Regions from separate parts of the Homo sapiens genome. Here region 1 is linked to region 2. The links are chromatin contacts, found by Hi-C in ENCODE. All regions are on one chromosome and are shown on one strand. The core of a region is the stretch at or near the end of the contact, and the rest is flanking DNA. Distances in the headings are between cores, read along the strand shown. Region 1 overlaps TTPAL (alpha tocopherol transfer protein like). Region 2 holds the start of LINC01430 (long intergenic non-protein coding RNA 1430).

What was found. Hi-C counts contacts between places; a loop is a spot of excess contacts on that map. Pooled maps may share reads with other maps.
Region 1: a loop to region 2 is called in a pooled map, with 2.5 times the contacts of the local background. The contact joins the enhancer-like site here to the promoter of LINC01430 in region 2. A Hi-C loop is called at or near these places in 2 of 50 pooled maps.

The regions. Positions count from the first base shown.
Region 1 is chr20:44,488,525-44,492,996 of GRCh38, reverse strand. It overlaps TTPAL (alpha tocopherol transfer protein like), which reads right to left. Exons shown (of 5, transcript NM_001039199.3): 5 at 1-3,734. The coding sequence ends at 3,456. Among named protein-coding and RNA genes, the nearest start is that of TTPAL, 15 kb to the right of the region's middle. RefSeq lists an enhancer at 2,893-3,002. Within about 2 kb of position 1,261, at least 6 of the 41 ENCODE cell types and tissues checked have a DNase peak (open chromatin) inside an H3K27ac peak, as active enhancers do.
Region 2 is chr20:44,448,482-44,452,764 of GRCh38, reverse strand. LINC01430 (long intergenic non-protein coding RNA 1430) reads left to right here and starts at 2,208. Exons shown (of 3, transcript NR_109893.1): 1 at 2,208-2,228; 2 at 2,675-2,805; 3 at 3,711-3,988. It overlaps LINC01620 (long intergenic non-protein coding RNA 1620), which reads left to right. Exons shown (of 3, transcript NR_132343.1): 3 at 592-781.

The DNA of each region.
Region 1 (4,472 bases), core at 12-2,511, 41 kb before region 2:
AACCTGACTTACAGACCTCCTAAGATAAGTGACTCCTTGTGAAACCAGGATGAAATATGAAAGATCGAAAGCTACTTTTGCCTTAATTTTTGCAGCAGCAATAGAATAAAAAAGAAAATGCAAGGAAAAAAATTAAAAAATAAAGCGACCTTTGCCAAGAGCAAGTTAGAAATTCAAGACATGAAGCCAGGGTGGCACTTTTGGCTGTTTTTGTAGATTTCATCCAGTCTCTCCCCCATGAAGGCAGAACAGGGGAAGAGGCACAGTTTTCCAGAATTCCATGTTGGGATATGGGGGAAGAAGAGGAAGAAAATTCCCATATTCTGAAATGTATAGATTTGGAAGCTTTTAGGTACCAATTCATTCAGACCTAAATTTACTAAATAAGCCAATTGAGGGGGAAAAAAAAGGAAAAAAACTTCTAAAAAGAGAGAGTACAGTGTCTGTGGCAGTGAAGCCAACTAGATACCAGGAATAAAGTTTGGAGTATAGATCTCTATCATGGAATCACTCAGGGATGTTAAGCCAGCTCATCAAAGGCCACGTAGTAAGGTAAAGGTGGAGCCCGCGTCTCCTAATTTACTGTCCCATTTCCTTCCGACACCACACTATCTTGAATTTAGGGAAAAGTTAATTTCCAAGTGTTTGTGCAATGGGCCAGAACTTCTCCCTGAAGGAACATACTCCCAGTTCTTGAGGTTCATGGGTTTGCCTCACCAGTGCGCTCCCCAGTGCTGAGTAAGGCTCACTGTGCTCCCTGGCTGGTCATTCCCCACCCTGCTGAGACAGCCTGACACAAACATCCTGGTGAAGCCACAAGGAGACCACCTTGATTTTCACGCAGGGAGGTCTTGGTTTCACAGCTTGGTTCAAGTTTCCTGAGGTGTCAAAACTATCTGATACCTCTTCGGAGCCAAAACAAAGCAAGCAGCTCCCGGAGGCAGATAAACTTAGGCTCCAACTCCTTCTAGAAGCTGAGTGAAACCACTCCTTCCTTGTCCAACTGGAAAAACCTAAGAAATAGGCCTCTCCAGGTCCCTTCTGGTCTTTGAGATAATTCTCTAGGAGAGCTGTGGCCATGCCTGCATTAAAACAAATGCGACTGGCCAGGAATGCAGTGTAGAATTGAAACATCAGGGCTGAGTGATTCATTCCTCTTTACCCAGTTTTTGTTTTGTTTTGTTTATCTGTCTTCCCTCTTGGGGAAGCCTCCACCCAGTTCTCCCATCCAGGCCAGTGGGTTCTGAACCCCCTCCTTCCCTCCTTCAGCCATCCCACTTGCCCTGCTTGGGCCTTTTCAGCAGTGTGTGTCACATCATCATCAGATGGAACCAGAAGCAGCCAGGAGTGCTTTTTGGCACTTCCAGCTCAGCCAGTACCGTAGAGGATCCAGGGTTACTATCCATGGTGAAAAGAACTTTCTCTAGAATTGGTATTAATGAGGTTAAGTAACTTAATTTCCACCAACAACTTATCCAGACATTTAAAAAGGCAATAGAGATAAACAGCTTAGTAACAACAGATTGGCCTTCAAATTTCAGAGTATTGTTTTCTCCCTAACTGAGCTGTCTGCTTGACTGGTTAGTCTAATAAATGCACGGAGAAGGTGCACACACAACACAGTACTTTTCACTATTTAACACCATGATCATGTGGAATACATTAGAAAGGAAATAGGTCAAAAACCATCATGTGAACCGTCTAATTTGATGTTTGGGCTAAGGCTAAAATCTTCACAGGGAGGTTCTAAAGTGCTGAAATGCAGAACATTCAGGCTGACTGGTTCACCCACACCAGAGAGAGAAACTCAAGTGGGGCTGGGAGGGCAGGGGGGCCCAGAAGTGACCCAGGAATAACCTGCCCTTGTGTTCATTTCCAGAGACCAAAAAAAAAAAAATTTTTTTTTTTTTTTTTTTTTTTTGAGGCAGAGTCTTGCTCTGTCGCCCAGGCTGGAGTGCAGTGGTGCGATCTTGGCTCACTGCCACTTCTGCCTCCTGGGTTCACGTGATTCTTCTGCCTCAGCCTCCCGAGTAGCTGGGACTACAGGAGCCCGCCACCACGCCCAGCTAATTTTTGTATTTTTAGTAGAGATGGGGTTTCACCATCTTGGCCAGGCGGGTCTCGAACTCCTGACCTTGTGATCCGCACACCTTGGCCTCCCAAAGTGCTGGGATTACAGGCATGAACCACCACGCCCAGCTCAGAGACCAAAATTAAAGAATCTCAAGTAATTAACTACTGTAGCCAGGTTTACAATATAGTACCAGAGTCTCAGGGATGGAAGGAATTCATCATACAAGATCCTGGTCACCTTAACCTGGCCTCACAAAAGCCATCTTTTCAAAATTGAACCATCACTATAAAAAGAAAATTGGTGTCAGTGAGTCCCAGGAATACACATAATAGTTTCTTTAAAGGCAGGGCTAATTGGTGACACATCTCTCTTGGAAAGACACATGTACCACAAACAAAAACAGGATCCAACCACTTGTATCTAGATAGTTATCTTTCTAGGCAGAAAATCTAACATTCAGTAACTAAACCAAATCCCAGAGCCTCAGCAGCCAAAATGGCCCTAGCTGACATTTCATCCAGCCTCATTTTATAGAGGAGAAAGTAGAGGCCCATATCTTGTCCATAGTTGTACACCTGGGATCCAGGCCAGAATTCTTATAGCTACACGGGCCTGGGATCCAGCATTTTAGGTTGAGTAAAATCATTTCCTGCTAGGTCCCTGATTCTATTGAGAACCAGGGCTAAGGCTTTATGGATTTGGGAAAACTTAAGTTTCTATTGCAAACTTCAACCAGTGGGTCCCAGAGGTGCTTTGAAGTCTCCGGCTTCCACATTTGACCACAAAGTGCTGCTTATGTCCTGATGCTTACATGATTCAGTTAAGGTGCTTTCCAAACCCGGTGACAACAGCTGGGGCCTTCATCTCCAGTAAGTTTCCTGATGAGCAGCAGAGGTCTATACTTAGGGTTCCTGTGAAAAACACAAACTCCCAGTCTCACATTTGGTCACACTGAAGGTTTGGCCAAATTATTTCATACAAGTAGTTCTCACTGGCCAAACAGGTGGTTTTTCTCCTGGAAAAGTGGGATCAAAGTGACTTTGGTCCTGATTGTTCTTGCTTCCAAGATGTGTAAGAACCAGATCACCACCCCCCAACCAAAAAGCAAAACAAAATAGATATAGCCTCCAGATTAATAGTTGCAGACTGGGATTCCAAATGTTTAAGAATCAGTGGGGACATTTTCCATGTCTTCCATGGAGTAATTAAAGTAACCAAAGGCTTACCCCAAAATGGGCTCATGCTCATATCTCAGGCTGTTCCTCCATCCTGCAGTTTAATTACAAGGAGCAAGACTGAATCCATGGACCCTTAAATTCTCCTTGTGCCTCTCCAAAGAAAAGAAGGAAAAGAATTAAAGATGGTGACCCTGGGGGACGGGCTAGTAGCAGGAGTACAGCTGTGACTTCACAGCTCGCAAGGAGTCGTCACACTGTGCATCTGAGGTCAGGCCCTCGGGCAGCAGCGTCTGGCCCAGGATGCTGTCACAGGCAGGAACAGGTTGGCAGAACTCTTTCACAAAATCGTCTTCTGAAGCCAGCAGTACCGCGTTCCAGGTGGCAGTGTCCAGCTCCCCAGCCGTGCCCCCATACTCCTTGGGGAGGATGCTTCTTGGAAGGTTTGTGTGGAGAGAGTTCAAGTCAGACCCATGGAGGAAGAACTAAAAGGGAATGAAATGAAAACACACATGTCCTTAGGTTAATCAGGAATGCAGAAATCTCCTCCATGGTAGGTGCTCAAATAAATATCTGTTGAATGAAGAAAGGAAATGTTAATGGCAACTCTACCCTTACTTTTTCAGCCCAGAAAGCCTGGAGTATCCTTAATTCTCTTTTCCTTATACCATACATCCTGTTGGCTGGAGCTTCAGAATATATCCAGGATCCAGCCGCCTCACCACCACACTATTCAATTAATGGCAGCAGCCACATCGCTTCTCCCTGGATTCCTCCAGTGGCCTCCTATCTGGTCTCCCTGCTCCCACTCTTGTCCCTCTGCAATCTAAGTTCTTTTCAGTGAAACTCAGATCACAGTCGTGCCTCTATGTACAGCCTTCCAGCACTCCCACCTCAGACTCTGAGGCCCATCATAATCTAGCCTCATTACTTCTCTGAGTGCTCCTCTCACCACCTGCCCCTCCAGTCTTGACCCAGCTGCGCCAGCCTAGCTGCTCTCCCAGCATGCCGGACAGGCTCCCACGTCAGGGTTGTGTCCTTGCTGGCCTCCCAGATACCTAGATGGCTCACTCTCTCACTTCTTGTCTTTGCTCAAATGTCAGCTTCTCAAGGCTGCCATCTCTAACCACTCAGTTGAATACTGCAACCCTTCCCACCTCACACACGCTATACTTTTCTCTGCTTTATTTTTCTCTGTAGCACTTACCACATTCTAATACTAG
Region 2 (4,283 bases), core at 959-3,458:
GGCACGATCTTGGCTCACTGCAACCTCTGCCCGCTGGGTTGAAGCGATTCTCCTGCCTCAGCCTCCCAAGTAGGTAGAATTACAGGCATCTGCCACCACTCCCAGCTAATTTTTGTGTTTTTAGTAGAGACGGGGTTTCGCCATGTTGGCCAGGCTGGTCTCATACTCCTGACCTCAAGTGATTTGCCCGAGCCAGCCTCCCTAAGTGCTGGGATTACAGGCGTGAGCCACTGTGTCGGGCAGCTAGCTATTTATTATCTTTAAAATTAGTATGGGCAAGCTGATCATTTGACCTGCTGGGGTCACCAGCCATCCTAATCCGCTGAGACTGAGGGAGAGTTTCAGGACACAGGACTTTCAGAGCTAAAACTAGACAAGTCCTGGGCAAAAGAGGATGAGTTGGTCACCCTAGCCCTGCCTGATGGTAATATTTCCCTCCAGTTTAACAGACTGACCTTTTACTTGTATTAAATTACAGGTTTGATGTTGAAAATGATATTTGCACTACGTATTGTAGAACCCCTCTCAAGCATCCCTATGATATAATTTCTGCAAAACACTAATCTTGCTTATATTTTCCTCACGTTACAGATTGGGAAAGTGAGGCCCAGGGGTGCAAACCAGTCCAATATTAGCGGCAGAGCTCTTCCCTAGACCCGTCTTGAAGCTGCTGCCCCATCATTTCCTCCAGGTAGCTGGTGGATACTGTTTATCTGGTGCTCACTATGCCCTAGGTAACACTGTAAGTGATTTTCATTAAATTTAATCTCATTCAATCTTAGGAGGTGGGTTCTACCATTATAACCATTTTAGAGACGGGATGCTCATAGTTGTCTTCTGTCCCACTCACCCACCCATACCCCTGGGACTAGAATTCATTCATTTGGTACATCTTTGCCTGATTGTGGTTTCCTTGGAACTTTTGTTACAGGGAAACTCACCAGGGTTTCCTGGGTCTTGTTTAGCCATTGAGCCTAACCTTCTGTCTGTTTTAAGACTTTTTTTTGGGGGGGGTGGGGGGGACAGAGTCTTGCTCTGTCACCCAGGTTGGAGTGCAGTGGCGCAATCTCAGCCCACTGCAACCTCCACCTCCCAGATTCAAGCAGTTCTCCCTGCCTCAGCCTCCCGAGTAGTGGCTTGGGATTACAGGCGCTCACCACCATGCCCAGATAATTTTTTTTTTTTTTGGTATTTTTAGTAGAGACAGGGTTTCACCATGTTGGCCAGTCTGGTTTCAAACTCCTGACCTCAGGTGATCCACCCACCTTGGCCTCCCAAAATGCTGGGATTACAGGCGTGAGCCACTGAGCCTGGCCTTGTTTTAAGATATTTTTAAAGGACCTTTTGTTTCAATTGGCAAATGTCTGCTGCTCTCCTACTACTGGGGCTACGTGGTGACTGACAAAGAGACTTTGCCCTCAAGGACTCGAGGCTGCTGGGGAACCCCGCTCACCAGGGTCTCTCTCCACTGCACTATGGCCAGCTTGAGGGCAAGGATGGGGTCTTTTCATCTCTGTGTCACTAAGAGGAGATCAACAGCAGGTGTGGAAACTGGCAGATCACACCACAAAGCAGAGAGGCCAGCAGGAGTCCAGAATCCCAGCCATGAACTGTCGGGCTTCAGGCAGGGAGCAGTGGGAGACCCAAAGTCTCCGTGCTATTGATATTTGGGGCTGGCTAATTCTGTTGTGGGGGATGTCCTGTGCGGAGTAGGATGGTTAGCACTATCTGTTGCCTCTGCCAGTAGCATCTTCTCTACCAGTCATGACAACCTAAAGTGTCTCCAGACATCACCGAATGTCCCCTGGGGGCAAAGTCACCCCAGATTGTGAACCACTGGCTTAACTGAAGCAAACTTAATGAAGGAAGTGTTTGCAGAGGTGAGGCATGCAGGGACTGGCAACAGTGGGGAGCTGTTAGCACCCCAAGGCCAAAGAGGTGAGAGAGAGAATGGTGTTACTTGACCCAGAGATAGCTGGAGCCATATAAGTGAGGCTAAGACAGGAGTTAAGACCATGGAGAAATTCAGCCACTGCCAAAATTAAGGCAAAACAGGGAGGGAGCTGGGGGTGGCATAAACATGCCCAGTTCTCCCTCATCCTGCCCTTTTATCTCTGCCGATTCCTCCCCTTGGCTGAATGTATTGTGATGTCAGAAGGCACAGGTGCCTCCAGGCCACAGAGCAGGACAGACAGGGTTGGAGATTGGACCACTCGTGTGTGGATGAGGTGGGTAAGCAGAGAAGAACCATCACAGGGAGGCAGGAACAGGCCCCAGAAGACAGGACATTTGTGTACTTCTTGGAGGACGTGTACTTCCCCAGTTGGAGAAAGCTGGGAAACAGTATCTCACCAGCAGGAAGAGCAGGCATGAAGCCATGGAGCTCTGAGACAGCCTGGCTCCCTGCATTGTTTATTTAATTGTGATTGTTTGTTTGATTGATTCTGCTCTGTGTGCATGTGGTGAAAGTAAAACATTTCAAAAGGTACAAAAGGGCATAAAATGAGAAGTAGGTCTTCCTCCCACCCCGACCCCAGCTACCCAGCCCCCCAACACCCACCCCGAAAGCCATCTCACTCTCCGGTCTCTCATCGCCTTCCGGAAATAGTTGGTGCACATGCTAGCTTGTGTCACTTAAACTCCTAATTTGATTTAATTTCACGGGTGTTTACAGAGCCCCTACTGTGTGCAAAGAAATGAACTGAGCTCTCTGGCCTCACACCCTAAGCCCAACCCTGATCCACTAAGCACTGGCAGCTTCAGGCCCACCACTGCTGGCCTCCCATCTCTTTCTCCAAGCAACGGGTAAGCCTGTCACAGTTATGTTGTTCAATTTATTTTATTTTATTTTATTTTATTTTTTGAGGTGGAGTCTTGTTCTGTCACCCAGGCTGGAGTGCAGTGTAGCTATCTCAGCTCACTGCAACCTCTGTCTCCCGGGTTCAAGCGATTCTCCCACTGCAGCCTCCCGAATAGCTGGGATTACAGGCACCCGCCACTACGCCCTGCTAATTTTTGTGTTTTTAGTAGAGATGGGGTTTGACCATGTTGGCCAGGCTGGTCTTAAACTCCTGGCCTCAAGTGATCCACCTGTCTCGGCCTCCCAAAGTGCTGGGATTACAGGTGTGAGCCACCATGCCCGGCTTCAATGGATGTTTTGTGGATTGGACTGAATTAAAACTGAACCATTGGTGAGAAGCAAATTAGAATGCAGGAGACACATAAACCTTGGGTGTGGTTCAGGAGACCATGTGTTTTGGGGAGAGGAGTGAGGGTTCTGTCTCCAAAGACTTGCTCTTGCTGGAGCCAATGGACAGTTAGTTGTCTAAGAAGGGAATGCCTATAGTGTGACCTAGAGGGGGCGCTAGAGTGTGAGCAGGTTGGGACTTGATCTGGCTTAGATCAGTCCAGGGAAGACCAGATCTTGCCTGGCTACCCCCAGCTGGTGTCTGTAGCCCTTGGGGGAGTTTAAGACCAGGAAAGGGGAGTTTCTGGCCAGCTGCAGAAATGGGGAATTCCACAAACAACATGTAAACTTGTCGGTACCCGGAAGCAAACAACCAAATCTGGGTATCAGATGCCCAGGCAGAAGCCGGGAGGCCAGAGCAGCCCAGGTCTCCAGGAGCAGACAAGGACCAGGCTCTTCCTTGCCTGCCCTGCTCTTCCCTGCTGATGTCTTGTTCTCTCAACACCCGGCTCTTTCCTGACAGTGCCTGTGTGTTGAGCACTTCCAGACAAACACGCCTGCCATGATGGACCACATTTCTGTGCAGATGCTGAGTACACACCGTCTCCCACTCCCACGGCTGCTTTGCAAGGACAGTGTTAATGATCCTCACTTTGTAAACAAGGAAAACTGAAGCTCAGAAAGGAGGGATGGAGGGCGGTAAGGTTGGGCATCCTACACATATGGTGATATCATTGAACATTTTGTGTTGAAGAATGATGGAGTGTTGAACACAGAATCAGAGAATTTTACTTTATTTTATTTTTTGAGAAGGAGTCTCAATCTGTCAACCAGGCTGGAGTGCAGTGGCGCGATCTCGGCTCAGGGCAACTTCCACCTCCTGGGTTCAAGGGATCCTCCTGCCTCAGCCTCCCGAGTCGCAGGGATCACAGGCATGTACTACCAGGCCCGGCTAATTGTTTTGTGTTTTTGGTGGAGACGGGGTTTCACAATGTTGGCCAGGCTGGTCTCAAACTCCTGACCTCAAGTGATCTGCCCACCTTGGCCTCGCAAAGTACTGGGATTACAGGCATGAGCCACTGTGCCTGGCCAAGAA